Regions from separate parts of the Mus musculus genome. Here all the other regions are linked to region 1. Evidence: chromatin loops called from intact Hi-C (ENCODE). Cell type or tissue: left cerebral cortex. All regions are shown on one strand. Each heading gives the region's core, and the rest is flanking DNA. Links, peaks and the distances in the headings are about the cores only.

Region 1 (4,328 bases), core at 90-4,089:
TTTGTTATTAAGAGGTGGAGGTTTGTTATTAAGAGTCCCAGGTGGAGGCATCTTCGAAACCAATATATTTTCTTTATAACTGGTGTCAAATTGATGTATATATTAAAAAAAAAAACTTGGAAACTGATCTCAAAGAGGAAGTAACAGCCCAAGGAGCCATATGTTCAGGGAAGCTATCAGGTTTCCATTGGGACCAAATTTCACTTCACCTTTTTGTCCTTATGTGCAAATAAAAACTTATCTGTAAATATGCCATTCAAACAGCCATGCAAATTTGTGAGGTCTAAGGGCTGAGAAGAAACTACCCTAGGTCCGTAAAAAGCCAGCCGATAGAAGGTAAATAATTTTGTTAGCTATTGGCTATGCATAAGGCAACACGGGGATTGAAATCCATAAATTCACACCTTCAAATGAAATGCCTCCATAGAATTAGCTAACGAAGAAAAGGCTGATAAATAGTTAATAAATAAATTTCAATGTCGATGGAATTGCTGGACCCAGGTTTACATTAATGGATGTACCCTCCACCCTTGCTGTTAGATGGATTCCTAGTCTAACAGATTTGGGGATTTTTCCAAATGCAGGCTAACAGTATAGCAATGGAAAGTCTGTGATGGGCTAAGGGCTAAGGGCAGAGGGCTGCTCAGTGGGTTTCCAGAGAAACCAAAAGTACTTCTGCTTCCCAGTACAAAACACTTTATATAACTCTTTTTAGGAATTTTCAATTTTAAATCTTTATAGCATTTCAGTAGGTCATTACTTTACTGGTATGCCTGGGCATATTCTAGCGGGAAAATTACTTACATTGAGCACTGTGTAGCTTCCACTATGACTAGAATCAAAATCTAAAACCACCAAGATTCACTCAAGTCACTTGATTTTATATTTATATACTTTAATTAATAGACATTCTAACTTTAGGGGAAAGGCAATAATAGAAATGAAACCCTTGTGTCCTCAATAAGTCTTCACACAATTGTTTGTGTTGTTATACCAAGATTAAAGTCCGTAGAAAAAAATTATACTTCGTAGGTTATCCTGCAATTACTTCTTTTACCATCTATGGTTAGAGGAAAGTTTTATCACGTTAATTTAGGCACCTGATTAGCTAATAGCTAAGTGCCTTAGGAAAAACTGCAGCCAGCTCTTTGTTTCTGGGTTCTGGCTAAGACACTTTTGTCACAGGGAGGAACATCAAAGTCTTTAATCCTAAGAATGGCTGATGAAATGGTAGTTTAAATGTTTTTCTGCTCAACCATCAACTCTGCGGGTCAAAAAGGGAACCGCTGTGAAATCTCCCCTGGCTCCCCAGCGAGCCTCAACAGGTATGGAAGACTTTTTTTTTTTTTTTTTTTTTTTTTTTTTTTTTTTTTGACGAGACTTCGTTTATGATGCATTCTTTGGTGTTGCTGTTCATGTCCATCTTATCACGGAGCCAATTGATCGAGGAGGCACGCAGTGCACCAGCCATGCCCAGTCCCCATCTTCGGGTGCCCCGGGTCGTGGGAGGGTTACCTGCTTTGAAAAGACGTTCGTCTCACCAGCTACTGTCTTAGGTGGTATTCCCCAGGGTATGTGACACAGAAGCCCAGTTAGCCTAGTCTTGGGGTCAGGAGGTCAGGGGTTGGGAGTACAACTAATTGTAAGGCCCTCTCTGGCTTATTAAAGCACTCGCTCGCACTTGTGCTCAGGGCCAGGACGCTTGTGTGCGAGGGTCACAGCCCGAAGCCTTTGGGGGACGCGTTGGCGGGGGGTGCGGGGGGGGGGTAGGGCTTGACCATGCCGACAGCTCAGGCGAGCGGGGTCTCGGCAGCTCGCACCAAGGTTGGAAGCCTATGCGGTAAAGACCCAGCTCGGCCCGGATCTGGCTTTGTTTTTTCTGGCTCTCTTTGGTTTGTCCCCGGGCCTCTGGCGTGACTCGGGTCCCCTCACAGACCAGTGCGTCCGCTCCCCCGCAGGCAGGCAGGCAGGCAGGCCGGGCGGGCGTGCGCATTAAACGTGGGTCCCGGGCGCCCCATGCGGGCTGCGCTCGCTCGCTCGCTTCTCTCGCCCGGCCGGCCAACCCGGGTGCGGCTCGCCAGCGGCGGGGAGGACGCGCGGGAAAGCCAGGGAGCGGGAAGCGGGCGACGGCGGGCCCGCTGGAAAGGAGGGAGCGCCGCAGGCGGGAGGACGACGCGCGGAGGAGGGAGCGGGAGGAAGGAGGGAGCGCGGCAGGCAGGCGGAGGGAGGGCTGATTAGCATGCAGCAGCGCTCGCGCGCCCGGCTCCATTGTTTTAACACCTCCCCTCTCCTCCGCGCCAATCTGTCACCGTTCAGCAGGCGAACGCTGCTGCCTCAAATGCTGCTCTTCTCAAATGAGACGGATAATTAGTTGCCCCGCACGAATGCCGCACTCTTCTCACCCCTGATTGCTATCACCTTCTTGCTCCTGGCAGTTTTGACACCTCGTAATCAGCCTGCTGCTTTTCTCTTTTCTTCCCGACTTCTGCTTCCCTCCCCCCTTCCTTCCTAGTTGATTTATTTATTTATTATTATCATTTTAAATGCAATCTCGGTCCCTATTTGGACGAGTGCTCCTCGGAGTTAACCTTGCATATACGTGTGTGCCTATATATGCATATGTAAACTAGGGTGTGTGTGTGTGTGTGTGTGTGTGTGTGTGTGCGCGCGCGCGCGTGAGCAAGGGGCGGGCTGGCAATTTTGCGGGAAACACTGCTTCCACGCGGAGAGAATTTTCTCCTAAAGATATTTTGGGGTGGGAGAAGTTGGGGAGAGGGATGGGAGGGAAGAGTTAGGGAGACCTCAATTAATGCTTTAAAGATCTCTTAGAAATTAACAAACTGGGGAGTCTCGGAATCTGCTGTCAGAAGCGTGTTTTCCCCTCTCTCCTCTAACAAGCACTGACAGTCTAATTACTGTAGCTACAAGCAGCTGTCGAGGCAGCAGCCCGGGAGCGAAGGCGCCACGGGATGAGCGCTCACCGCCGGCCCCTGTGCCCAGCCTAACCCGCCGAACCACGGCCAGACTTGTGAGGATGGAGAGAAGAGCGAGGCCCGGCACCCGGCAGCCTCGCCAGCCCACGGCCGGCCTGCGAGCCAGCAGACTCCCTTATTGTTTCATATTTATAAAGTCTTTACCTTGAAGGTTAAAAGACGTGAAGAAGAAAGGAGGGGACTGGGGGGGGGGTGCGAAGAAAATCTTTTAAGCTTCCATCCATTCCTTTTCTACCTCCTCAAGTCTTCCCTCCCCCGGTGTTGGTAAAATAACCACGCAACCCGGGGCTGAGGGGGCGGGGTGAGCCAGGCTGGAGTGTAAGAAAGCAGATGTCCCCGCTGGCAGCAGCCTCAGCCTCCGGGGAAAGCTGCACCCGGGGGGGGGGGGCATCCCGAGGACATTCACCTCCCACTTCTCAGGCATCCCGCTCACAACTGCCTCGCCCACGGGTGGTTCCCCCCACCCCCCATCCCAAAATCAGCGTTTTGCGCACGTAGCTTTCTTACCTGGGAGCTGTTCTTACCCGGGCTACGCCTAGCAGAAGCCCAGAGACAGCCCTGTCGTCACCCCGCACTGCAATAGGATAGAGGGATAGACTTGGCCGGTGTGGTGTCCACTCTACCTTTCGAGCTGCGGGGTCCTTCCAGAAGGCCCCTCTGGCGGCCCAATAGGGTCTCTGCCCTAAGAAGTTGGAGCTTGGGGTACTGCTAGAATCTTAAATTCCCACCTTACTAAAGTGGTGAGGGCAGGATGTTCCAGAGGAGGGTAGTGGGCCACTCCAAGTCACTTTTTGGGATAGAGTTCTTTTTGGTTGTCAGCAAGCCAGTAAAGATGTCAATTGTGTGAGAGGCGAGGAGAGGAAAAAAAAAATCCCCCCCCTTTTTTTTTGATAGGTGGTGGTGGGTATATTCTTATTAATACATACTGAGAAGTTGTGTGTGCGTGTGTGTGTGTGTGTGTGTGTGTGTGTGTGTGTGTGTGTAGTGGAGGGGAAGCTGGGAAGAAAAGAGTCTTTGGATAATTGTCTAGGCATTTCCATTCAGCCTAGTGGCAAAGATGTACATGCCTCAGAACCCTTCACAGTGCATACCTAATAATCGCTATGTCACCCTGGTGAGGAAGATGTCAATGTGATGTGCTCGTCACCTTGAGAAGTCGAGGTACCATTCTCATTCTTCCACTGGGCACAGAGGCCTGATCAAATTCCCCCATGCTTAACCCTCCAGTATGAGACATTGCTCAAGGACAGTTACATTACTGTTGAAAGCTACAAGTCAATGCTTACTTCATAAAATGGAAGCCGTGTCTCAACCATTTTTAAAAATTGGGGGCGG
Region 2 (4,328 bases), core at 164-4,163, 310 kb before region 1:
TGACCCATTTTTTATTCAGTAGTGTGCTGTTCATTTTCAAGTGTGAAAGAATCTTTAAAAAACCAATAATGGCCACTAAAATGTATCAAAGTGTGTTTTAGTTTGCTTCTCTGTTGCTGTGATGAAACAGCATAACCAAAAGCAACTAGGGACAAACATATTCACTTGCCTTACAGGTTATAGTCAATCACTGGATGAAAGTTGAGGTAGAACCCTAGAGTCAGAAACTTGAGATGAAAACATAAAAGAATACTGCTTACTGGCTTGCTACCACACTCAGAGGTTTGACTGCTTTTCTGATACAACACATGCTCACTTGCCCAAGAATAGTACTGGTCAGAGGGGCTGGGCCTTTGTACATCCGTCTGCAATTAAAAAACAAAAAGTCCTCCATACATGTCCACAGGCCAATCTAATAGAGGCAATTGTTCAATTAAGGTTCTCTCTCCAAGTTGACAACCAAGATTATCCACATCCAGGGTAAAAGCACTTCTCACGTAAGCCTGATGACCTGAGTTCACTGATCAAAACCCATGTAAACATAGAACCAATACCATGAAAGTTGTCCTCACATTTCCATACACATGCCATGGCATGATCATACCCACACATATGTTATACACACACCATACACAAACAATAACGATAAATGAAATTTTAATTGTTTTTGGAAACTTTGAGGGGATACATGGTTTACATTGAGGTATTCGAATATGCTTCTATAAGCTTTTTTTTTCATTTTCTAATTAGAGTATTATATAAAGACAATTTCTAAGACATTAGGCTAAGTTAAAAGAGACTCCAAAGATAGTACATGTCTAAACTCCTCACTCTCATAGGCTAAGCAGGAAGACTTAAAGTTCAAGATAAGCCTGGGTTATATAAGAATATCATATTTCAAAAAAAGCAAGAGGAAGGTGGAACAATAGGGCAGGTCAGTAATCCAGCATATGTATACCAAATATGAGTTCCTGAATTCATTCTCCAATACTGAGAGAGACAGTGAAAGGTCCCAACACTGTAAAAGACTATTTTATTGCCTCTCCTTCCTACCCCATAGTTAAGTTCTGTCAGAAAATCCATTATATTTGTTTTATATGTAAAGTCAAACAACATGGCTTACATTTATTTCTGTAACTGTCTTGCTGTATTTTGTCACATTCTCTAATCAGATCTCTTCTACTAATCTCTCTGTTGTATATGAAACTAGCAGAAGGCTATATTTAAATTGCTTTCCAATCACAGTGCTTCAAGAGACTTTAAAAACACATTAACCTCATGCAAGATAACATGATTTATTTTATGGATAAATAAAACATAATTACTAGCCCTAAACCTTCCCTAAAGTTCAAAATTAAATCGATAAACATAAACCGAGGGAAATTTTAACCTTAAAGGAATAAACTCTTGATTTTAAACATTTCAAAATCTCACTATAATTAATTCTGTGTGCCATAATACCAAAGCAGAACAAAAGGGTTGACTGGGGACACTGGAATCACAGATCTGGCTTTTTCTTTAGTATCATAGGTATAAACATATGTTACTTATTTAATTTAAAGTGCTTGTTCATATTTAGAAAAATAGACTCCTGCTTGAAAGAACGCACTTTGAACAGTACTCTTAACAATGCCTTCATTGTACTGCTACATAGTCTTTTTGTAAGCTAAAACCAACAGCAGAAATGCCTCTCTTATTTCAATAAGAGTGAAGACGATTTTAAAATTTATGTAGTAAAAACAATATGTGTGGGCCACCTGTTTGCTTTTTAACTAAATGGATTGGTATGGAATGACAGCTGCTGCAAAACCAACAACACTTCAAATACTATATATTACTTTGCCAAGAAGTCTTAAGTTTTGGTATCATTTGCTTTATTACCATGGGGCACATTAATAAAGAATCGTACAGAAAAAGAACTGCAATGAATATTTCTAGCCACTAAGTGTCACTGTTCATTTAAAATTTTTTAAACTGTACTGCAGGGCACGGTGACTCAATAGAATCTTTTGAATGGGGTCAATCTGGGAAGAAAAAGAAAGATTCAATTGCATAATACAAACTCACAGTAAAGCACAGACTCCAGCATTAGTATAAACTGCATAGAGGAATTCCTAGAGATAGAGGTGTTGCTCTCACTGCAATACCAACTGATCAAATCAGACATTTGTGAGCTTAAATAAGGTTTGAGCTACACTAAGCCTCATAATCTGTTTTTACCAATATAAATGCCAAAATTGAATTGCCACTATAAAGTCTGCCAAGTTTCTTTGTATTGTATGTCAGTATGCTGTTTTCCTTGATAGTGCCATCAATAAACATGTCTGGGGATCAACTGCTTACGATCAGATACACTACATTCATTGTTTCAAGCTGAGATGAAACTGTACAGAATGCCAGTGCCAGAGAGGTTCAAACTAAGCATTTGAAAGGGAAAGGAAGGCATACTTCCTATACCCAGTACCTAGACTCTTAAGATACTATGAAATTTTCCTCAATGTTCACAAGTCAGACTCCATTTCCTAGACACACATAAAATTTAATACAAAATCATGACGTTGGGTAGGAAATTTTTTTCTCCCTACTATAGGAATAAGGAATTCCCTTAAACCTAAGAGTAGAGAGCATCACATGTAGATGGGCCAAGGTGCACAAATAAGCTAAAGCAATGTGGTTTTTAGACAACCAAAAGAAGTGGGGAAAGAAGTCTACATAAGGTGTACTGACTAAAGGAACTTTTGGAAAAACACAGAAATGAAAAACGTAAGGTCAATAAATATTAACATACAAATAAAAGATAAAAGAAACCACTAAAATTATACAACATGAGAATGATACTTTAAAATAGCATATTCAAGCCAGGTGTGGTGGCACACACCTTTAATCCCAGCACTTAGGAGGCAGAGGCAGGCGAATTTCTGAGTTTGAGGCCAGCCTGGTCTACAAAGTGAGTTCCAGGACAGCCAGGGCTATAAAGAGAAACCCTGTCTCAAAAAAAAAAAAAAAAAAAAAAAAAAAAACCATATTCAAAACACTAATCAGATAAAATTGGGGAGGAAAGGTTTGTAGTAGCAAGTGAAAACTTAAAAATATTTTAAACATACATATTTCAAAGAGTTCAAGATTCTTTAAAATGTTTAAATGTAGCCAGGCATTGTTACACATCTTTAAGCCCAAATACTCTAGGCCAAGGCAGGAGGATTTTTGTGAGCTAAAGGCCAACCTGGATTACAAAGCAAGTTCCAGACAAACTAGGTAATTACAATGAGACCCTGTCTTTAAAAGAAAACAAACAGACAACTAAATAAATAATTTAAATGTCTCATGCCTAACGTATCATTTTCCTGAAGAAAAAAAAAAAAAAAGTTCACAATCCTGACGGGAAGCAGGCAGGCTGACTACAGATTTTCACTTTTCCTTCTGCCTCTCCAGATCCAATCCCCACATCCATCGACAGCTCTGCTGTAGAACACATGTTGTGGGCTCCCTTTCCTCTCTGACCACACCCCCAATGGATCAGGAAGATCTCCAAATCTTCCTTCTCCCAATGCATTCCATTATTCTAGCCTCCAACACCATTAAGCATTCCCTAAAAACATACCAGATGAGCAGGCCAGGAAAACAGGCAAGCTAACTGAAGACCTTCACCGCTCCCTCTTCTCTTTTGATCAAAATCCAATCTTCCAGTCTTACCCCTAGTTCTGCAACAGAACACTTGTTACAGCTTCCTCCTCTTGTCATTGCCCATATCTACGGTGAATCCCACAGACTTCCTCTCCTAAACTACCTCCTCCCATCCTGACTCATTGCTTGACCTCAGCCACCAACTCCAACAAGGCACTCTCTGGTACCCATCAGGCCACTCTTGCCAGGGAAGCAAGTAGGCAGACTAAAGATCTACCCTACTCCTCTTCCTCCAGATCATCTGCAGCTCTATAACAAACATTCTGGGGTAACCTCTATTCAGGCCCTGCTCCATTTCAAAGAGACAAAATAAGCAGATCCTAGCACAACACTCTGCTCTCCTTCCTCCCGAGGACTCTCTCAGTCTCCTACCTATCTCCATTCCTAAGAGTCAATTCTCAATACCCAGAAACACATTGTACCTGGAACCACCAGTGGTCACACCATATTAGGTCCACAGAAAATTTTCTACCAGGCAACACACAGAATCCTAAAATCCAGAGAAGAAAAAGAAACCAAAGATCAAAACGCACACTTAACAAAGACAAAAGAAGATATGAGAACTTAGAGCTATAATCTTCCAAGCCCTAGATGCCTATATGCCAGCTTAAAATAAAAATCTCTAAGAACCAGGACAATGTGTC
Region 3 (4,328 bases), core at 245-4,244, 150 kb before region 1:
TGCGGCGAAGAGTTGGACAGCAGGCTGTTGTAAGCTCCGTTGGTAATGACCGGGTGGTGGGCCATGTAGCGACTGGGGCTGCCGATGGAGAAGGCGGGATGCGCCGGTCCGTGCTGGCTGGGGTACGGGAACATGGCACTGGGAGCGGTGGCCGCAGACTGTGGCTGGCTGGACTGAGAGAGTAGGTAACGATCTGCAGCAGAGCCATCGAAACTGTGACGAAGCTCAGAGACCCCGTCCAAGACAGGAGAGAGTTTACTTCTCTGGACGTCCCCTGGTGAGTCCTTGGAGTCAGGAAAATTGTCTGTATCTGACTGATTCGTCATCCCCCTGGTAATTTTTTTCAAAGGTGAACTTCTCTCCAGGTTGTCAGTGGTCGAGATAATGGGATGATCATGCAAGACAAGCTCAGATCCGCCCGAATGTGGGTAGCTGCTGCTCACATTGAGAAATTTCTTGGAGAGCATGATAGAAGGAGAGAGGCAATGCTCCAGCTGCATAGCTCTAGAACCTGAACGCTGGCCCTCCCGTCCCTGGGTTTTAAAGTCCTGTTTATCATACACTAGGAATCCACAGACCCCTCACTAGACAGAAAGCACTTCAACCAGCAAATGCTTCTCAAAGGTTTGATTTACTTTTTTTTTTCCCTGGGAGAAGAGATTGGCCAATTGACACTATGCAGCAATCAGAAAAGGCTCACTTTTGATCTTGCTGCTTATGCAGCCGATGAAACGGCTCTTGCCATTGGTTAGCTGCTGACAGTAATTTAATTAGATAGACATTAATTAGGATAATCACCTGGCTCCTGGTCGCGACGATCATGGCAAATTGAAGGGGATGATTTTATTGTTGGCTTGGGGGGTGGGGAAAGTGTGTTGGTTTACGTGAGCTCTGTTATGTCACCTTTAAGCTTTGTGACCACTGCTTCAGGAAGATTCAAAGATGTGCAATTTACTAAACAGTTCCTTACCCCCCCCCCTCTCTTTAGAGAGGAGGGGCGGAGGAGGGAATTCGATGATGCTAGGAGACTTTTCGGATCTGAATGAGCCAAATATTCAGTTGAATGTAACGATTTCAAGTGCAAAGTATACAAAGCGCGAGCCGGTGGCCTCTTCTCGCCCTGTAAAACTTCCAGAGTCTGTCTTTTCCAGTTAATACACAGAAGCACACACACCTGAGCCTGTGCTTTGTTGAATCGGTATTGCGTGTCCTTGCCGCCCCCTCCCCCACCTTTAAACTACACGAGTAAATAAATAAATAAACAAACCTCTGCCGCTGAAAGCCACAGCGTTAAGAGAGGAGAAGAGGAGGCAAAGCAGTTAACCCACCCAGCAACCCACCTCGGGAAGGTTCGGTTTCCGGCAGGGGTACAGAAACAGTGACAATCTATGATCTCCTTTTTAAGTTTTGAAATAATCATAAGCTGTCGCGCTGAAGTGCTTTAATGTATTTGCAGTCATGTTTACTGGGTCGTTACTAAATATTTTATCAGCCAACTTGGTTGCAGATCATCTGAAGAGCAGCTAGCTGGGGGCGGGCGCCATGTATCCTTTGAGCCCCACCGCACTTCCTCCTTTCCGAGGCACTGGCTTGGTGACAGGTTCATAAGCCTCGCCAGGAAAAAGAGAGGGCTGAGTCCCCAGTGCAAATGGGTTCTCTAGAAGCGTTGATCTGGGGAGACAGAGTGGAAGCGGTGTCAATGCGATGATCTTACTGACTGGTGTGGTGTGTGTGTGTGTGTGTGTGTGTGTGTGTGTGTGTGTGTGTGTGTGTGTGTGTAATGTTTACATAATCCAGAGGGAGAGAAAAAGAACCCATGCCAGTAATTTTTAAAAGAGGATTAGCGAAAAGAATCGATGTAAAGAGATTTTGGCACAAGTAATACGAGGCCCCAAGCAACTCTGAGGTATAGAGAGAAAAGATCTAGTACCTGCTTTCACAGGCGGCTAGCCTTCGGCCTCGAGCCAAGAGAGCCTGAGATCTATAAACCCAGAGCTCATGCTTGTGTCCAGGCATGGCCAACCCTGAAGGCAAGAGGTGCAGAAAAGCAGAGCCAACCCCGGGCTTAGCTCAGCTCGGCCAGCAAGGTGGTGAGCTCAGGGGGACTAAGAGAGTGCCAGGCGACCTGTCTGGCTCAGGACCGAGAGGCTCACACTCCACCCATGCCTCAGGCAGGCTGGGTCTGGGAATCTATCTCCTCCAGATGGTGCCTCTGCCTTCAAGCCTTCAGTCTGAGTAGCCCCGCCAGAGCAGCAGAGTTCAAAGCTGGGTGGAACTTGGGTATGGTCAGAAAAGAGTTAACAGATTCAAGATGTGCTGGAGTTTGGTCTGCAGCGGCCAGCACTGAGCAGACTGCACCACCTCCCTCGGAGGCTTGGCGCTGTGGCTGCAGAGGGTACCAGCTGCAGCCTCCCACAGGGCACAGGAGCAAGACCTGGCACTGGTGGCCATAGGCCGGACAGGTTGATGATCAGATGTCTAAGAATCAAGTAGAAGCAATTTTCTGGGAGAAAAATAATGTTAGACCCGGTTTCCCTTTGAAAGCAAATCTCAGCTCCTATCCAGTTGGATTTTAGCCTTTGAGGCAGAATTGGAGTACCCAGGTTGTTGTTGGTGGGGTGAATATGTGTGATGACATTTGATGTTTCCCTCAATCTTTGCTGCTACTTTTGTCCCATTTTACCTGGTTGTGTCCTCCTCTGCGGGTAACATTGGCTCCTGTCACCAAGTGCCTCTCCTCACCCTCCTGCTTCTCACCTCATCTTGCCCCTTGAACAGGACACAAAGCCTCAAGTACATATATGAAGGTGACAGACCACCTGAGGTTTTGGAAGCCTTTTGCTATCCTGGACACTCAGAACTGGCTTCTTAAAAACACAAGGAATCAAAAACTGCCCATCTAAGTGTAAAGAGGGTAGAAAAGGAATGCACATTTGTTAGTTTTTAAATTTGGAGGTGAATAAGCACTGTGACCCATTTTCAATAATCAGCCCCAAAACCTAGTGGTTCCTCACATACAGGCTTTGCCTTGAAATTGGTGTATATTCACAAGGAAAATGAGGACTCTACCAACTTCGTGTTAAGCTTAGGTTTAGGGAGGGGCTTGGACTGTGTATAAGAGCTTCCAGGGAGATCATTTGAATAGTGTGTAGTTACATCTCTGCAGCTTCAACTCCTCACTGCTTGTGTTTCATAATCAGGCTGCTGATAAAGTGGTTACTAGATCAAGGTGTTCACTGAGTGTCTATTAGAACAACCTGATTTTGATTACTTAAAAATATAAAAACAGACAAATGATTTTTGGTATGAGGGATTATGTCAAGGTACTGAAGCTGATACTGTTTTCAACATGAAGGGGCAGGAGGGCAGGAGGGCAGGAGGTAGTACTGGGGAATCAAGGAAGCCCACAGGTTAAGTAAGAGCAAGCCAGGTGCATGGCAAGCCCTGACAGCCACAAAATCTAACTTAGCCTGAGTACTGAACCCAGGCCTAGAAATACTTACATCTCTCTCTTTTAAAAGGACATACTCAATTTAAAACACACCACACACACATACACACAAAATCTAATTCTAAATAATCCTCCAATATCTGTGAAAGTTGTCATTAATTATAAACGGTGAAAACCCTGTATTTAAAAAGAAAGTAAGGGGGGGGGGGGAGCAGGGAGAGAGGGAGGAAGGAAAAAAAAAGGTTCCCATAAGTGCGAAATAGTCCAAAGGGAACATTCGACACTCCACTTTTTTAGTTTTAAAAGATCATGTGCAATCCTGACGACTTAATGTTGCAGTTAACAAGACCCTATCACTACATTTAAGACAGGACATGCAGGAAGTGCCCACAGCATCTCATTCAACCAGAAAAAAGGAAAAAATAATCCATTGAAACACATTGGAAACGTAAACAATTCTACCTCCAATTTCTGACAATGTCATCAGATGGTTAAGTGCATAGATGGAGCTGTTTATTAGGACAGTATCTGGTGTACTATGGCACTCATGGAATGCTAGTCGGTGAAATCCAAAGTTACCCAGAATAATCCTCCTTTAACAAAGAATGAGAAATATTTTGGCCTGTATGTTTACAAGGACACAACCCAGAATTAAATATTTGTCTCCATACTGTTAGATACTGCTTGGAGTACTCAGTAAGTTGTTTCTGAGTAAGTATTGACGAGGAGGGCAGGGTTCTCTGTTCACTTGAGGAGCTATGATAACTGCTATGATAACTGATGAGGAGCTATGATAACTGCTAATAATCAGTACTATGGTATCAACCGCTGAGTACTTCAAACAATTCAGGAAAGAAAACTAAATCACTGTTTCCAA
Region 4 (4,328 bases), core at 271-4,270, 160 kb before region 1:
ATAGGAAAAAAGTAATAGCTGGTGGTACTATAAAAGAGCGGGTGTAGGAAGTGGCTACTGTCAGACTGCCCAGAGCTAGGAAGAGGGGCTAGTCTTGCTTAACCCCTAAAAGCCATAACCTATAATAATTCTTTGCAAACTGTAAACTGCTCTCAACACCATATTTAGCATTTTACCAGATTTATTTTACTTGTTATACACAGACGATACAAACGAGCAGAAAACAAAACGATTCTCAGTGGAGTGTGTACTTGTATAAATTATTCAATTCACAGACAAAACAAAACAAATATAAAAAATCACAACATTTGATTTACAGGAGAGCCAAAGTATACCCACGTTTAGACCCTGAATTCCTATTAGGACAAATCCCCCCATAGACTGGAATCTAGATTGAATATTGTGTATGATGCATATTTCACATTGATTTTAAAGTACAAAAAAAGTATAAGTTTGCTACACAACATTAGAAATCCTACTAATCTATTTCCAGGGGGATTAATGCTCCTTATCAAATATAACAAGACTTGGGGGGAATCAGTCTTACTTGCAATAATGCTAGTGTTTTCCCAAGAAAGTCAAATTTCAGCTGTCTCTAAGTGGTGGGGGAATCGTTTTTCAAACTAAAATGCAGTAAAATATACAACTCACACAATTCATCTTCACTAGACTACACTATAGTTACCAACAATTCAGTCATCTATATCATTAGTAGATTACTCATTACAAAGATTTACAGCATATAAAGGTGGAGTGGGGTCTGAAAAGATAGTCAGAAACAGTTTATCAGCATATTTGGCACCTGCACAGACCAGTAATGGATTTGGCACTTTGGGGAAAAACAAATAAGGCAAAATAATATTGCTGATGTGGGGCCATTCCATTTAGAAGGAAGGGAGAAACACATAGAACTCCAGTTAAGTCCGCCTGGCAGGCATCGTGTCACTTACTCGACTCGCCTAGGAACAGACAACTAGCTTTTACAGGTGTTCAGGTGGATTCTCCTTAGCTACATTGTGTGCACCAGGGCACACAGTGGTTACATCATGCAACGAACTGAGAAGTGAGAAAGCCACCACTATGAAGTGCTTCGTGTTTCCAGAGCCTCTTAGAATATCTTTAATAACTCACAAGAAAACAAAGGGTGTGGGAGAAGAGAAAGAATGAGAGGAGAAAAAGAAAAGGAGAAGAAAGGAAAGGAATAAAAAGTTAAGCGTGAACTGGTTTTGTGCCTTGACAATGAGAATAAAAACTAGCCATTCGTTACAATAAATTAACACTATATACAATCATTTCACAGGCTTTGTTCCACTAAAAGTATTAACATCCCTACCATCCATCCATCCATCCATCCATCCACTCGGGTATAAGAAAGGACGCGCTGGGTGGGTGCAGGTTCTAGAGTCAACATCCTATGGTTAAATAGGGAGGCCAAGACAAGGCGGGTCGGAATCGCTGCTGCCTGGCAGGATTGCCCAGGTCTCCTAAAGTTGAAGAGTTTCATTCCAAGAGAAAGGAGAGGATGAGTGGGGCAAGGAGAAGGGGGTGGAAAAAAGACAGGGAGGATCATAACCTCACAGACGAAAAGTTGGAAAACCACAAGGTTTACAGCCAGGTTCAAGGTCGGTGCGCTAACTGCAGAGAAGGCTGTGTAGAGAGAAAGAAAGAAAGAAAAAAGAAGAGTTTTAAAATCATAGTGAGAGACCTGCACTTATCCCCGCAGACGGTCATCGAGGGTCAAGTGAAAGAGCGAGTGCGCTAGAACGGGCCTGGGAAGGAGGACGTGGGGCCGAGCTGGGGGGCCGGGGGCACGGGCGGGCGGGCGAGCGGGCTGGCGGCCTAGCTGTGCGAGTAGAAGCCATAGTAGCCGCCTATGTCCTTGGCGCAGTTCTTCTCGCAGTCCCGCTGGGCCAGCACCTCGCTCTTGAGCGGGGACGAGCTCTCAGACACCGGCGTGTCAGCCGGCGAGATCCGCCTCCGCTTGGCCTGCTCGTAAATCCCCGAGTCGCTGGAGTCGATGGATTTGATGGAGGAGGGCGTCTCGATCCAGCTGGAGTCGGACAGGTCCTTGGGCTTGGCGTCCTCGGCGGCGGGCGCCAGCGGCGAGCGCTCGGCCGCCAGGCCCTCGGCCTCCTCGCCCAGATAGGGGTTGGCGCCGGCCATGCGCGCGGCGGCCGCGGCGCTGTTGGGCCAGCAGGGGAGCACGGAGCCCGACTTGGCGCCGCAGTACTGCGGGGGGCTGCGCGCGCCCCAGCCCGAAGGGTCGGCGTAGTAGCCGAGCGGGCGGCCCGTGCAGCCCGCGGCCTGCAAGGGCAGCGCCTTCACGCCCGCGGCCGCATACGACAGCAGCGTGGCCGCGTTGCCGGCGAAGTCCGTGGCCGTGTCGTAGGCCGAGGCCGCGAAGTCCAGCCGGTTGTTGGCCGGCGTGACGAACCAGCGCTGCGGCGACGGCGCGCCCGGGTCCTCGGCCTGCTGCGGGGACAGCAGCCCGTTGGTGTGCGGCACGCTGCGGTCCGTGCCCGGCCCGGGACCCGCGCCGGCGCCCGGGTGGAAGCGGGCCTTGGCGTAGTTGCTCACGAACTGGTCTTGCAGGAAAGAGCCGGCCATGGCGTAGCGGGCGCCGGGCACGATCTGCGAGCGCGGAGAGTCGTTGGGCGACGGGGTCAAGCGGTCCATGTCGCAGCCCGTGTAGATCCTGGGGGGAGGGAGACAGAGAGAACCGAGGGATGGCGCGGAGGTCCCTTTGGGGTCCTGGAGGGAAAGCCACCTCTAGTTTTTGCCCACCCGCACACCGACTGTAGGTTGCCGCTGGCCATACAGTTTGCAGATGACAGAGGTCACACACCCGCAAGTTCCCTGGCCTGAACTGCACAGATACCAGTTCACCTCCTAGAACCTGAGCGGGACGAAAAGTGAAGACTGGAGGTCATCCATCGTCCCCTGTTCCATCTAAATGCACCGGGACCAAGATGGGGCCTAAATCCACTTAGCCAGCAGTTGTGCTCACATGATGGCTGAGTTAGCCAGACACCAAGGTGCTATTTGCCCTTTGGGCCTTTCCTCACTGATAAATTTCTGAGTGAAATTTCTAAACAAGTGACCCACTCTCTCCACCCATTTAAGGCCTCCTGGGTCCATTGAGTTGTTCAGACAATTCCTTTTCTTTTTCTGGGTAGTTTAAGAAATCCCCAGAGGGGAAATCAGCATGGGGAGGTTGGGGACCGATATGTCCAGGTAATCTCTCAAAGGCTGACTTCCACTGGCCTTCAGAGCCCGTAGGATTGCTGCTGGAATACTTTTTTGTCTTTCCCTTATGTACGCCCTTTAACTCCCAACTCTACTAATGCAAGCAAACAAGAAACTACTACTTGGAAGAAAGACTCGTTGATCAATAAAATTCTTTAGAAAGCAGTGTACTTTCCTCTCATCTTTTCTACTCAGCTTTTGGCCCATTGCTAGAAGGAAAAGTGGAAGAGAAAGACTCTCTGGAGAAACTTACAGTTATCACCCTCCATCAAACAGCCTACCACTCATAACAGCCAACCCTCACAGAGTTTAGTTGTGCCTGACTGTGCAGATAGAAATTATTTACATGAGCACAGATAGATTTATGTAGCTCACAGCAATCCTCTTGGGTGCTATGTATGACTCCACTTTCCTGATGAGGAAACCGAGGCAACGGAAAGTTTGAGAATTTGCCCGCTAATAAAGAGAGATTGTGTTTGGGGGAATTACTTTAGATAAAATAAATATTTATTAATGGGTCTAGGAGATCCCATTCGACTTGAAGTTGGATAAGTGTTTCCTCACACATATACACACATACCTCTCTTTATTTAGCTCACACATAAGTGTTTGCATCTTTAGTCAACACTATTTGAAAGAGTGCCTCAGTATTGTCAGATCTGAACCCCAAGGGGAGAAAACTCCCCAGGGTGTGGCCAAGCAACCTTCTAGAATCATCTGAACCCTCACACCCTCCCACATTGCTCTCTGATCCAACAAGGCCCACATTACCAACCTTATGGAGGAAAGAGATTGCTAAATCTACTCCACTCTCTCTCATTCCCCCAAACCCAGGAATTAGTTTTATGCAGATGGGAAAGTTACATGGATCTAAGAAAGGAGGTGGCTCATCTAACAGAAGGCAGCCACGGAAGAGGGGCAGATGAGAGTAGCTGTGTCTGCTCAGGTGCATTATGTACCCCCTTCTCCTCCCCCCCCCAAAAAAAACCCTCTCCTGAAACTTGAATTAAGTTTCAAATTAAAAAAAAAAAAAGTGGAGAGAGCTAGGAAGAGAAAGGATTAACAAGGTACAAATATCTTCT
Region 5 (4,328 bases), core at 104-4,103, 800 kb before region 1:
CAGACTACCAAGAGAAGCTGTGTAATTTCCATCCTTAAAGAGCTTTAAAAATAGGATAAACAGCCATCTGCACAAGATGATTTATGCATTGACCTTCAGGAGGCGGGCCCGATCATCTCATGAAGTCCCTTCCAAGTGTGGGATTCTATGATTTAATCAGTATGTGATTTTTCTCAGCTCTACATTTTGCGAGATAACCAGCAGATGGGAGCCACAAATTCCCCAACATCATACCAAAATCATGGTTCCTCACACTGGTAGGGCCCAGGCAAGCTTGCCAAATTGGCATCCATTGAAAAAAAATCATTGAAGGACCCACCTCAAACATTTATTTATCTCCTTGTGGGTGTCTGGACCACCCATGTCCACAAAATAGAGATAATCTTTAGACCGATTGTGTGCATTCAGCTTTGACTTAAGTAAGAGTCACGTTGAAAAGGGGAGTCTCATTTTGAAACCTGAAACAACAGCTCTCATAAAACGGTGGTGGTGGTGGTGGTGGTGGGGGATTTACAAACTCCAGCTGAAGGAGAAACGAGGTCAATTAGACACAGCCCTTCCCAGGAAACGTTTTAGAGCAAACTTGAGCCTTACTTGTTTTCACTTAACAGACACGTCTCGTCAGTTCTTTGGGCATATATGTAGTGCTTACTATAGCCTAGGTTCAGTACAAAGCCACAGGGAGACAAATACCATCCATCCGTCAAAGAGCTTAGTCTCTTCCAAAGGAAGAGGCCATTTTTTTTTTTTTTTTTTTTTTTTTTGACGCAGAGTCAGCAAAGCAGTAACAGGATGCAGAATAATCGATGGGATGATGCCAAGAAAACGATCCAAGTCTGAGAGACCTAAGGGACTTGGACTTGTGTCTGAAGGTTAAAACGAAGCTGGGGAGGAAAGATAATAAAACGTTTTCTGGAGCACTCAGGATAGCCTGAAGAGTGGCTGGTAAACCCCACGAAGTGAAATTTGTATACAGCTAGTGCTTACGGTGTAGAGAGAAGGGTAAAAGGCCAGTTGGGGAGAAGGAAAGACCCAGAAGTGAGGGAAACCGAGAGGTCACGAGAGCTCTCACAGGTCATGCAAAAGAACTCAGACACAGCATAGAAGAAATATGGCTGCTGAGTGATAGAATACACTTCTGAACCAAAAGACAGAAAAGCATTTGCATACGATTCACCAAAATGAAGGGGTCACTAGGCAGGTGTTGAGACATCAAGGAGAACCCAATAAGGCTGAGCAGGGCAACAGCATCTAGTTAGGGTACTCTTCCTTCTCTTCTGATCACTGCTCCTTGGACTTCATCCCCCTGCCTCCCCTTGTTATTCAGACCCTTCAGGTGACCACCTGAAGCTTCTACATCTTAAGCTTCAGCCAATGACAAGCCAGGAATACACTGGTCCCATTATCTCACTGGCAGACCCCAAATTCCAGCGAAGGGGACTAACAATGGTCCACGGAGACTTTTTCGGGGAGAAGGCGTTCATTACAGCAGGGAACTATTGCTGCAGGCACCTTAGGGGCAGGGTGAACTTGTTCTCTGAACCGGAAGGGCTGCTTTGTAAGTTTTCTCCGTGTGAATGTAGGACCTTTGGTTTGTTTGATGGGGACGGATGCAGACAATCAGTGTGGCGATGGTCACAGATGTGTGTAGCTCCTACCTGGAGGCTGGGAGAAAAGATGGAGTCTCCAGTCGTTCCAGGAACTACTTGGCCACACTAGCAACAGCTGAGGGCAAGCGCCAAGCCTCCGGCACCTCAATCCAAAGAACAGGTTTCTCAAATTGTGTTCTTTATTCAGAACTTATAACGGCTGGCAGGTTCTGCTCCCATATATGAATTTTCAATCAGCGTGCTTTTATTCAAATTGTTCTTTTGTTTCATTGTGTTACTAAAAAAAAGTATGACAGGTTGGCATGCTTGTTTATGTAAATGTCTGGAACTGTAATTTCTTGTACGTTAAGTACAGATAATTACACAGCCTACCTTAATCTCTGAGGACCTAACAATCACCTTAACAGCACTAAAATTAGACTTCTCTTAAATTAGTGCTGAGGAAGTATGCATTAAATATTTTATTAATAAACAATTTACCTTTCTCGATTCTTCGAAGAATTTTAATTTTTGCGAATGGAAACGACATAGAACAGTATTGTGCAGTTATATGAAAGACCACTAGATGGCACCATACATCTTTTCTTCCAATTTTATCTCCCTAAACTAGCTGTTTTAGAAAAGGAATTTGTGTTCTTTCGGGAGGAAAAAAAAAAAAAAAAAAAAAAAAAAGGAAGAAAAGAAGATTAAAAAAAAAAAAAGAAAGAAAGAAAAGAAAAAGAAAAAAGCCATGGTAGTTTTTGCAACGCTTTTTGAACGTTTATTAGTGTTGCGGCATATTGGTGAGACTGTCTATACTTAAACACCAATTTCAGGCTTGCTCGGCTATTTCCCAGGAGGTATTTTCATTTCTCAGTCTTTATTATCAAACCATACTGTTTTATTTTTTCTTGTTTTACAGTACATTTTGATATTGTTGCAATCATTATTTCCCTTCAATGATATCGTTATTTCCATAATCTTCCTTATTTACAATTTTCCAAAACAAAATCCAACTGCATTTAATTATGTTACAAAGGAAGGAAAACACGAATTTTGTTTAAGTTCTCAATAAGTTATAACAATAGCAAAAATAATAAAGGAGCATGCAATCTGGGAGGAAGTTACATCTTTATTATATTTTTGTCAGTAGTAAAATAAACACTTTTGCATCTGTGATATACATTTTTGCAGGAGTGAATGTGTGTAAACTAAATTAATATTTTAGTAAGGTTGTATTCATTATTATAAAAGCTAATAATGTGGAATGACTGATCATGTACAATTGCAGAAGTATACATTTATTTGTGTAACTCAAAGAGAATATTTTACTCCATATATATAATAATGCCAATTGATTAGCAAAACAGAAAACAGTTATTAAAAGGGGTTAAAAACTACACTAGGCATAAAGTAACAACTTAAATATTAATCATGATAACTTTGTTTAAAACAGAAAGGAAATGTATATGCTAATTATCTTCTCGGGGAAATAAAATTCATGTTTTTAAGACTTTTCAGAATTCTCTACATTTTCTATAGTGATATATTGTGTTCATACTCAAGACTTCATGGAGATTGCAAAAAATGCTACTTTCTAAAAGAGACTCATTTATTGCTCAGATTGTCAGAATAATTGCTTACTAAATGAATGTTCTTCGTGATGCTCCAGACTAGGAAAGCTGCCGAGAGCAAGCGGAACTTTTTGAGGCCTTTCCTACACATGTTCCAGCCACTGCCCTGGGAAGAGAACCTGCTTGCAGGTCACAGTGTCAGGAGTCTCTGAAGGACTCTGTGTCTTACCCTTCAGCCTCTCCCTGGGAGAGCCTTCATCTTCCAGCAAGTGGCAAGTCAGAGGTTCTTAAAGTTTTTGAGGTCAGGGAACCTGTGCTCTCTTAAATACTGGCACCATATTTGTATGGGCAATATATGTTTATGCTTAGCATATTCTAAATGAAAACAAATTGATAACTGCTTGTTTACTTTAAGTTAGAATTCTCCCACTGTATAATTTTACGTGAAGAATACCTTTTATAAAACAGATAAAGTACAGAAAGACAATGGCCTGTGTATAGCACCTGGTGTCTCTGATTTCTTCTTGCCTGGGAAGAAGATGGATTTCTGCTTTTGCTTCTGCACCCAATCCCTGTGCTCATTCTACGCAGCTTCTGGACATCTCTATGACACCACAGGATAAGAAAGAGTAAATAGCAGCAAACGACGTCTTTGATGATGATTGATGATGATGATGATAATGATGACGACGACGACGATGAAAATACTGATCATCAGAAAGAAAAGCATTTCGGGAAACCCAGAGCTGCGTTCCCAGGTTTTCTTTTGAGATTAGTTTATGAAACTGGATTGTGGTCACTGAATTATAATCAGTACAAAGCCTTCCTTCCTCTGCTTCTTTTCTAATATATTTTGCTAAAACTGAAACATAATTTGGGGAGTACAGAGTGACTCTTCACATCCCATTCTCTGCCATCAATCTCGGGGACATGTTAGCTGGACATGTTAGAGGGGACTGAGATTGTTGACCTCATCCACGCCTCCATCCTGTCGCTGCCACGGTCTACTTGGTTTCTCCCTGTTACCGTTAAAGATGATTATGCTTCATGCTTTCTCATCCTCCTGTTCCCTAGCTTCTTGATGAGCCTGTGTCCCTGCAGCTGATGCCTTGCAATGCTTTCCGTTCCAAATCTTGAAAGAGGCAACTATAGATTTATAGATTGA
Region 6 (4,328 bases), core at 235-4,234, 970 kb before region 1:
AGTACACATGGAGGGACCCTTGGCTCCAGCCGCATATGGAGCAGAGGATGGCCTTGTTGGGCATCAGTGGGAGGAGAGGCCCTTGGTCCTGTGACGGTGCCCCAGTGTAGGGGAAGGCTTCTCTGTCTCCCTTCCCTTCCTTCACTTCTTTTACTTAAGAAAAACAAAGAAATAAACAAAAAAACCCAGAAAAACCTCATAATCTTTCTTCCTGTACCAGAGCTCCTGGTTAATCCTGTACACACAGTGAGAAACTCAGAAGAACGCCCGGGCAGCTTCCCACTCTGTGAGGTTGGCCATACAATGCACCTTAGGGCTAAGCTTAGTGCAAAATACTCAAATACCGGTTAGAGAGTGAGCTCGTATAGTAAGCTGGACAGGCTTCTAGAAGCCCGTCAGGCTCACAGGAACCCTCTGACCTTTCAGAGTCTTCCAGTGTCTGCATCTGTGAATAGGTTAGTCCCGTCCTGAGCTTTTCCAAGCCCATGATGGAGGGTTGCTTGTTTGTGACGACATGATGCCTTTCCACCAGAGGGTTGCTTTAGGTGCAGCTGCTGATAAATGCTGATGACTGGATTTATGGCCTCTCTCCTGCTGGGCAAGTGCTCTGCCACTCATCTCTGTATCCCACCCATGGAGTTACTTGGCTCACAATACTTATTGCTAAATTTAATAGAGGATTTTGCCTGTCTAGTCGTTCTTAGTGTTAACAGTGAAAATATTTGCGGAAGCATGCCATAGGTTCTGGTATCTATTTGAATGACATGCACAGCTTATTGATAAAGATATTGTGTGTTTATTTTGTGTTCTAGCAAGATGGGCTAATACCCCTAGTAGTTGTTAGAAGTAACAACAGCAGCAGCAACAACAACAAATATTGTTTCCTAAGCTGCATGCGTTTTGTAAACTTGGATTTTTAAAAAAAAAATATGCAGTAATAAAAGGAAAGAGAAGTTTGTAACTTATGTCAGGATATTTCTTATTATCTTGCTGAACCCGCTAGCATGTCTTTTAGTTTATGGTAGTTTGTTGCATTTAAGCCCCTTAGATGTAAGTAGCTTTTCCATGAAGATCCTTTCGGAGTCACTTTTACAGCCTTCTAACTCCTTCACACCTCGCCAGTCACCGCAGTGGCTCGCACGGGAGCCCATCTTTAATGACATTTATCCTTCCTTCTAAGGGTGACAGACTAGAATTCTCCTGTGGAAGGTTCTAGATGGCCATTTCACCCTCTCAGCACACGTGGGGTGTTGGCATCTCTTCTTCTCCGCTCATTCATCATTCAGAATTGACTGGGATTACACACACGTGAAGTAGGGTAGGAGACACATTGCGGGAAATGTGGGGGGCTTAGGGGAAGCAGGAGGAGGAAAATGGGGGTCTATTGATGATTTTATTGAAGACATGTATGAAATTCTCACAAATAAAGAAAAATGTTTAAGAGAGATGCTATCCCCCCTTAAAATGTAGTTATTAATTAAAATAAACCAAAGTTTTCTTTAAAGCATTGCCTTTCCCAAATTGACACAGTGACTTCTAAACAGCAACTGCGCATTTTAGAACTGTTAATGTGGCTGTCGGGATGTAGATGCCTCTTCTGCCTTCTGAAGTCACTGGAGATTTTAGAACAAGAAAATATCACAGAATTTTGATGTTTTCTTAGACCATATTCACATGGAAGACTCCAAAGGGACTTAACCCATTCTATGGGTTATTTTAATTCTGTACATTTCCAGAAAAGTTAGAGTCATTTCTAAATATCTGTTATTGCTTTGTCAAAACAAGTGAGTAGTTACCTTTTAACTTGGAGATTTTATTATTACATTTAGGAAATAAAGTGCCGTGGTAAAACAAAAGTGTAGTAAATGAGATTTCAAACAAGGGAAATGCTATTGAGTTTGGAAGAAACACTTTTATGTAACACTGCATAACAACAAACCCGGAAGCTTCTCTTCTGGATCCATTAGAGCACCTTGTTTGGACTCTAGAAATGCAAGTACCTCAGAATGATCAGCAGAGGGCGCTTTGACATTTATAAAGAGAAAGGATTTCTCCAAGAGTGAAAAATGATAATGTAACTAGCCATGTGTGAATACATAGGGCCCATGACCCAGCACGCATGTGTATATTTTGATTTATATATTCGTTCACGTGAAGATTTTAAAATTCTACCCCAGCTAATGAGCTCACCAACCTGCTTGTTTTCAGACTGTAATACCTTCTTTTTCATTCCCCCATATGTTCAACTCCTTAGGTTTATCCGGTGACATTATGCTTTGGAATATATTGTGGATATATTTTGCATAGATCATGTTCTGTAGGAGGGGTTTTAAAAATTGACCTTTATAAAACAGCCTCTTTCTCCCTGGTCCAATCTGTCACAGCACTTTTTGTTATTGTTGTTTTGTTTTGTTATTTTGTTTTTTGTTTTTTGTTTTTGTTTTTGTTGTTGTTTTCCTTTTCATAGACCAAAGACCAATCTTAGGCTTGGTCTATACTTATTTCTGTGAAAGTGTCACAAAATTTATCCTTGCACTTAAGGATCAGAATAACATTCCATATCACTATCCTGTAGAAAATCTAGTGATTTTTAGAAACCTAGAAATAAATGCCACAACATTTGAAGCTAAAGGAAGATCACTGTGGTAGCAATATATTACTGTTTCAGAATTGGCTCAAATTGAGTGAGTTATCTTTTATATTTCCTTAAATTTAGTTATTACCATTGACTTCTGAGAATTTGCAGTGCTACTGGGGCCATTTAAGGGTAGGGAGTAATTTGAAGAGAGAGGGAGGGGAAGGAAGGAATATGAATATGTTGTGATTAATGCTTATAAAGGATTTTATGTTTCTTTTCAAACTGAGCGTATTGTGTGACTCACAACTGCACAGCTGTCTTAAAAGGGCTACAGTCAGTCATCCAGAGTTCAACGATAATGCCATAGGTATTTTTATCCGTATGAAAACTGAGTGGTGTGATTCTACAGTGAAATTAATTTAGACTGGTTTATTTTATCACTACAAACAACATTTTTAGCAGAATCATAACAGATTTTAATTTGTTTATCAGATCTTACCTTCTCTATCCTGAGTTGCAAAGGACTGAAAGCCAGACTCCCAGCAAGAAGGAAGTGAGTTGGTCAGATCATACCAAACCATTGTGTTCATATCTTAAAATTATACGACCTTGGTAAGAAAACAGATATTACATGCTCCCAAGAAGAAACAGTAATTACGCCATGGAAAATCAATGGAAAGGAAAGAAAAGCCCCAAGTCTAGGGGTTAAAGGGTTCAGAGGCAGACTTGAGTGGGAAGGTAGGTTACCCCAAAGAAGTTTAGCTAGGAGGGAAGGACAGACATTTGTCTGAGCCAGGGAGGGCTGCCTTATGGTGGGATTATGAACAGGGGTGACTGATAACATTTCAGACTGAGTGGATGTCATTAGTAAGGGAAGTTATACAAAAGCTGTGGTGTGTCATAAATGTGATGTAACAGGGTTGCAGGGGACAGAAATGCAAGAATTGTTGTTGAGCATTACCTGTGCACCCTTAATGATATCTGCACTTGTACTTCCCTGCTGTCTGGTTCGGGTTGCTTAGAGTCTTCAGCCTTTCCAACAGGCATCTCTGAATTTAAAGCATTTCCAGTTCACATCTTCCAGTCCACGGTCCTGTTAATGTCAAGACTTCTAGTGTGGTCATCAAGGTCTACAGTTGTGACTGACCACACTTCAAAACATTGTGCCTTCATCATTAAGTTAAGGAACAAGCTCTTCTGGTGGGTATAGTAGCTTTTACACCCCTATATTTTAATCAGTTCTTTCTGTGTTTGGACCCCAGCGCAAAGGATAACTAACAGGCCGAGATGATACAAGTTAAGCCAACATCATCACAAATGATTCACATTTAATTCTAGCTGACATATTTCTGTGTGTGTGTGTGTGTGTGTGTGTGCACACACACACACACATCTATAAACAGGAGCAGAGAGAAGCTCCGTGGATGGCCATGTGGGCCTGTGGCTCTGAGAGAGATTTTCTTTTTCTCTTTGGGGAACTCATTTCCTAGAAGCTTGGATCCAGGATAGAATATGCAAGGTGGGTGGAGGTGGCTTCTCTCCATTCTGCAGGAACACATGTTCCCTGGCACACAGAGCGAACTATGACAGACCAAAATGTGAGCGTGTGTGTGTAGATCCATATACATAGAGCTGAAAATAAAAGTAATCTATTTCCTCTCAAAGAAAAGATTGTTATTTCTAAAGAAAAGGAAATATGTATTATTAGCAGAATGAAAGAAAGCACGCGTAAGGGGTCCGAGCAGCCTTG
Region 7 (4,328 bases), core at 106-4,105, 55 kb before region 1:
ACCTATGCACTTTAAGACATACAATTTATTTGTATTGTTTTAATTGTGTGGGGGGAGGGTATCTACACATCAGTACAGGTACCCCAGGACATCTGCAGAGCTGGAGTTACAATCCATTGTGAGTCACTGGATATGGGTGCTGGGAATAGAACCCAGGTACTCTGCAGGAACTCTCTCAAGGCCCTAAGCAATAGAATTTAAACATTAAAAAACAAACCATTGATTGAGGTAACATGGCAAGACGGGCACCATTATATTAATTATCCACATTGACAATCTGTCCAGTTTCCAACTTCAACGTTAAGTGCTTGTCTTGTTGCTTTACTTACATTATGTTTGCAGCAGTACAACCAATTTTTAGGCTGGGTACTGATGCACATACCTGTAATTCCAACACTACACTGTGGAGGCTAAAGCAGGAAGATCCCATCAGGCAGTGGTTAGCCTGGGCTGTGTAGGGAGAAGCCATCTCAAAAACAAACAGAAAAGCAGAACCAGCAGCAGCCTGACCTATAATCGGTTACACAGACCAGGCCGGCCTCAAACAGCAGAAGATTCTCCCCACCTTTTCCTCCCTAGTACTGCGAGTGTTCACATGAGAACTGTATTTCTTTGCTAACATTTAAGGCCTTTTCTATAAATTAGATCTTTACTAGCGCTTTCATATTATTTTTGTTGTTGTTGTTGTTTTTGTGAGACAGGATCTCACTGTATAGCCCTAACTGGCTCAGAACTCGTTTTTGTAGACTAGGCTGGTCTTCAACTCAGAGATCAGCCTGCCTCTGCCTCCTGAATTCTGGCATTAGAAGTGTTTACCACTGTCTTGAAGATTCTATTGCTGTGAAGAGACACTATGACCACAGCACCTCTTGTAGAAAACATTTCATTGGGGCTAGCTTACAGGTTCATTTTCATCATGGTGAGAAGCATGGTGGCATGCAGGTAGACATGGTACCTCAGAGTTTTACATCTTGATCCACAGGCAGCAGAAGACTGTGTGCCACACTTGAGCTTATGACACCTCAAAGCCCACCCCAACAGTGACACACTTCCTCCAGCAAAGCCACACTGCCTAATAGTGCCACTCCCTTATGGGCCTATTGGGGCCAATTACAAACTACCACAGCCATGACGTGGAACTTGGTTGCCATTTTAACTTTTTTTTCACTCCGTGCTAAAGTGGAATTACATGCCTTTAACTTCAACACTTGGTAAACTGAGGCAGGATTATATTAATTTAAGGCCAGCCTGGTGTACATAATTAGTTTTAGACCAAGCAGATATACTGAGTAAGAACCTATCTCCAAATTAATAAGTAAACAAAGCGTTCCCAAATTTCTTAAGACTCTTTTGAAATGCGGGCATCATTCTTTGGCAGACACTGAGTTCGATCGACCCACGGGAAAACTGAGTTCTAATAACCCGCAGCAGCGGTAGTTGATTTCTACTTTACTCAAAAATGGACATGTAACCATTCACAGACCAGTACTCAAGTGGAGCAGTACAAGAAGTAATGGCATAGCAGGAATAACCCAACTTTATTCTAAAAACATTCAGGATTAAAAGCATGCCTCTCTGAAGGTTTTTAAAGCTAGCAGGACAAACGATTAAGCGAACATCCTCGCTCCTTTTCTTCCCTGGACTGGAAGTTTTTCAACACAGGAAGATCTAAAGACGAACACACGTAGATCATAAACAGGGTTCTGCCAGTTGATGGGTTAAAGGTTCCCAAGCTAGAGGGAAGCAGAAACGTTTGCAAGGAGATGACATCCAGCCCTAACCCTGCCGGACACCCGGAGGTGAGGGAAGAAAGGACCAAGGGGTCCGCAATCCCATCAGGCCCCGGACTCCACCGGCAACCTGGCTGGGCAACGTGACTCAGGAAAGCCCAAGGCTTGAAGGCGGCCTAGCGAGGCAGGCTCCCGGACGTCCCAGGCCCGCCTCGGGGCTCGGCTGAGGCCGCCTGAAGAGAGCTCGCGGTCTGCATCCTACCTGGCCTTGTGGCGACGCGGCGGCGAGGGCAGCGCCTCACACTCAACAAGGACCTGGCTCGGAGAACAGGCGATGAATCAGCCCGATTCCATTCAAAAGAGTCGCCCAGGCCTCTGCAGAGAAGTACTTCCGGGTTCCCGGCTTCCTTCGGCTTCCTTTCTTCTACCGCCAATTGGAGTCCGCCGGGGAGTGGAGCCGGCGGGGGGGGGGGGGGGGGGGGCGGAGCCGGCTGGGGGCGGAGGAGCACACAGCGCACGCGCAGGCCGCCTGGTCCCGGTCCCCGCGAGGCGGAAGTCAGGCGAGCTGCTCCGCCCTCCTGGTTTTTTTCACAGTGCCAATCCTGCTTCACTGAGGTCTCCATGCTTTGGGAATTTTGGAGTTATCAGCCTTGTGGAGGCTAGACTTGGCTTGGTTCTGTCCTTCGCCTTTGTGGCCTTCCTCAAAATGTAAAAGGTTGAATTAAGGTTTTCTTGGTCACTTGAAAAGCAAAAATTAAAGGGGTGGGGGATAGGGAGATGGTTAGAAATATACAGGCTCTTTCCGCATACAAGTTTACCTCTTCTTGCCTTCACTGCCTAAAAAAGGGGTTATAGGCCGGGCGGTGGTGGTGCACGCCTTTAATCCCAGCACTTGGGAGGCAGAGGCAGGCGGATTTCTGAGTTCGAGGCCAACCTGGTCTACAAAGTGAGTTCCAGAACAGCCAGGGCTACACAGAGAAACCCTGTGTGTGTGTGGGGGGGGGGGGGGGGGGAACCTCAAGGAAATTTGACGTTTTTCCAGTGTTCCTGCCTCTTATTTTCAGCTGTTTCAATACGTATTGAAAAAAAACTACTTCTCTACATAATTAAACGATAACGGCCTTTTATCTTTGTGTTAGATTTTCAAAACAAAGTTACTCAAATTAACTTTGGCAAGTTTCTATCACATCCTGGGACGCCGTTTAGGTCACTCACCATGTTTATGGATTACTCCCACTTTCTCAAATATGTTAAAATGCATCTTTAAAGCGTTTCTTTTTTTTTTTTTTTTAGATTTATTTATTTATTTATTTATTTATTTATTTATTTATTTATTATATGTAAGTACACTGTAGCTGTCTTCAGACACTCCAGAAGAGGGAGTCAGATCTTGTTATGGATGGTTGTGAGCCGCCATGTGGTTGCTGGAATTTGAACTCCGGACCTTCAGAAGAGCAGTCAGGTGCTCTTACCCACTGAGCCATCTCACCAGCCCTAATTTTTTTTAAAAGCATTCCTGACTCAAAAATCACCATGGAACTACTGAATGGTAGAAGAGAATGGATTACAGAATCATTCCCCTTTAGTAAAACTCAAAAGGAATATGGCTATTACAAGAATATGGTTATGATGGTTTGTATATGCTTGCCCCAGGGAGTGGCACTATTTAAAAAGTGTGGCCCTGTTGGAGTAGGTGTGGCCTTGTTGGTGTAGGTGTGTTACTGTGGGTGTGGGCTTTGACACCCTTATCCTAGCTGCCTGGAAGACAGTATTCTGCTAGCAGCCTTCAGATGAAGATGTAGAATTCTCAACTCTTCCTGTACCATCATGCCTGCCTGGATGCTGCTATGTTGATATCATCAAGATGCTGCCCATCTTGATGATAATGGACCTATAAGCCAGCCCCAATTAAATGTTGTCCTTATAAGAGTTGTCTTGGTCATGGTGTCTGTTCACAGCAGTAAAACCCTAATAAGACAGTGGTTAAGTCTTACTGGGCCTGGAGAGGTGGCTCAGCTACTAATCACTTTCACTTTTGCTGCTCTTCCAGAAGACCCAAGTTCATTTTCCAGCAACCACAGTGGGCGGCAAACTGCTTGTAACTTCATCTCCAGAGGATTCAGTGACCTTTTCTCTCAAGAGCACCGTACCCTCACACACATACATAAACATCCACATTTTAAAACATTATTTGTATTAATTCTCAAAGAATTAATAAACGTTAAACATATTCACTTCCCAGCTCATTCTATAACCCCTCTCTCAAACCTTCCCTCTCTTCGCACCCAACCTGGAACCACTCCTCCCTATCTAGTCTAGTTTGTGTTGCCCAACTAACAACTAACAGGAAATGTGGTTGACCTGCCTGGGGTTACATAATTAAAAGCTGTCTCTTCCTCTCCCTTCCCTTTGCTAGTGGTAGGATCTGGTACCTACCTTCCCACCACTATGCTGGAGTTTTGTCTGGCTTGAGTTTGCTTACTTCTTATGCATGTTGTCACATTACTATGAGTTTATTGTGCATCCGCCCAATGTCTAAAAAACAGTTTCTTTGATCCACCACCTCTGCTTCTGGCAATCTCTCCATCTAATCTTCTG

What was found. A loop is a pair of places that touch in the nucleus more often than their neighbours do. Peaks named below come from ENCODE experiments on the same cell type or tissue, not always from the same donor. Only the 100,000 strongest peaks of a DNase experiment are listed, where the experiment ranks them.
Region 2: it touches region 1 in a loop (4-fold over the local background); 31 of 42 quality-filtered maps call a loop at or near these places.
Region 3: it touches region 1 in a loop (10-fold over the local background); 16 of 42 quality-filtered maps call a loop at or near these places.
Region 4: it touches region 1 in a loop (4-fold over the local background); 16 of 42 quality-filtered maps call a loop at or near these places.
Region 5: a loop joins it to region 1, with 6 times the contacts of the local background. A loop is called at or near these places in 7 of 42 quality-filtered maps.
Region 6: it touches region 1 in a loop (5-fold over the local background); 12 of 42 quality-filtered maps call a loop at or near these places.
Region 7: it touches region 1 in a loop (6-fold over the local background); 2 of 42 quality-filtered maps call a loop at or near these places.

Annotation. Positions count from the first base shown.
Region 1 is chr2:61,654,491-61,658,818 of GRCm38, reverse strand. No RefSeq gene overlaps it. Among named protein-coding and RNA genes, the nearest start is that of Psmd14, 55 kb to the left of the region's middle. In left cerebral cortex, for the core only: a CTCF peak has its summit at 2,061; DNase peaks (open chromatin) are centred at 2,667, 2,968, 3,287, 3,667 and 1 more place; H3K4me3 peaks cover 2,263 bases; H3K27ac peaks cover 2,364 bases.
Region 2 is chr2:61,965,572-61,969,899 of GRCm38, reverse strand. No RefSeq gene overlaps it. Among named protein-coding and RNA genes, the nearest start is that of Gm39837, 62 kb to the right of the region's middle. In left cerebral cortex, for the core only: a CTCF peak has its summit at 1,938; a DNase peak (open chromatin) is centred at 2,015.
Region 3 is chr2:61,800,880-61,805,207 of GRCm38, reverse strand. It overlaps Tbr1 (T-box brain transcription factor 1), which reads right to left and starts at 755. Exons shown (of 6, transcript NM_009322.3): 1 at 1-755. The coding sequence starts at 500. In left cerebral cortex, for the core only: a CTCF peak has its summit at 2,355; DNase peaks (open chromatin) are centred at 1,600, 2,183, 2,271, 3,088 and 1 more place; H3K4me3 peaks cover 2,305 bases; H3K27ac peaks cover 2,310 bases.
Region 4 is chr2:61,809,950-61,814,277 of GRCm38, reverse strand. Tbr1 (T-box brain transcription factor 1) reads right to left here. Exons shown (of 6, transcript NM_009322.3): 6 at 164-2,695. The coding sequence ends at 1,840. Among named protein-coding and RNA genes, the nearest start is that of Tbr1, 7.7 kb to the right of the region's middle. In left cerebral cortex, for the core only: a CTCF peak has its summit at 2,175; DNase peaks (open chromatin) are centred at 2,458, 3,193, 3,564, 3,943 and 3 more places; H3K4me3 peaks cover 4,000 bases; H3K27ac peaks cover 4,000 bases.
Region 5 is chr2:62,456,184-62,460,511 of GRCm38, reverse strand. All of the region lies in intron 1 of Gm13561 (a long non-coding RNA gene), which reads right to left. Among named protein-coding and RNA genes, the nearest start is that of Gm13561, 3.2 kb to the right of the region's middle. In left cerebral cortex, for the core only: a CTCF peak has its summit at 2,166 (motif pointing right); DNase peaks (open chromatin) are centred at 1,701, 2,165 and 3,368; H3K4me3 peaks cover 593 bases; H3K27ac peaks cover 2,725 bases.
Region 6 is chr2:62,628,343-62,632,670 of GRCm38, reverse strand. All of the region lies in intron 3 of Ifih1 (interferon induced with helicase C domain 1), which reads left to right. Among named protein-coding and RNA genes, the nearest start is that of Gm39839, 11 kb to the right of the region's middle. In left cerebral cortex, for the core only: a CTCF peak has its summit at 2,008 (motif pointing right); DNase peaks (open chromatin) are centred at 2,051 and 4,111; H3K27ac peaks cover 1,230 bases.
Region 7 is chr2:61,709,538-61,713,865 of GRCm38, reverse strand. Psmd14 (proteasome (prosome, macropain) 26S subunit, non-ATPase, 14) reads right to left here and starts at 2,172. Exons shown (of 12, transcript NM_021526.2): 1 at 1,993-2,172. In left cerebral cortex, for the core only: no CTCF peak of the experiment used is centred there; a DNase peak (open chromatin) is centred at 2,185; H3K4me3 peaks cover 1,872 bases; H3K27ac peaks cover 1,092 bases.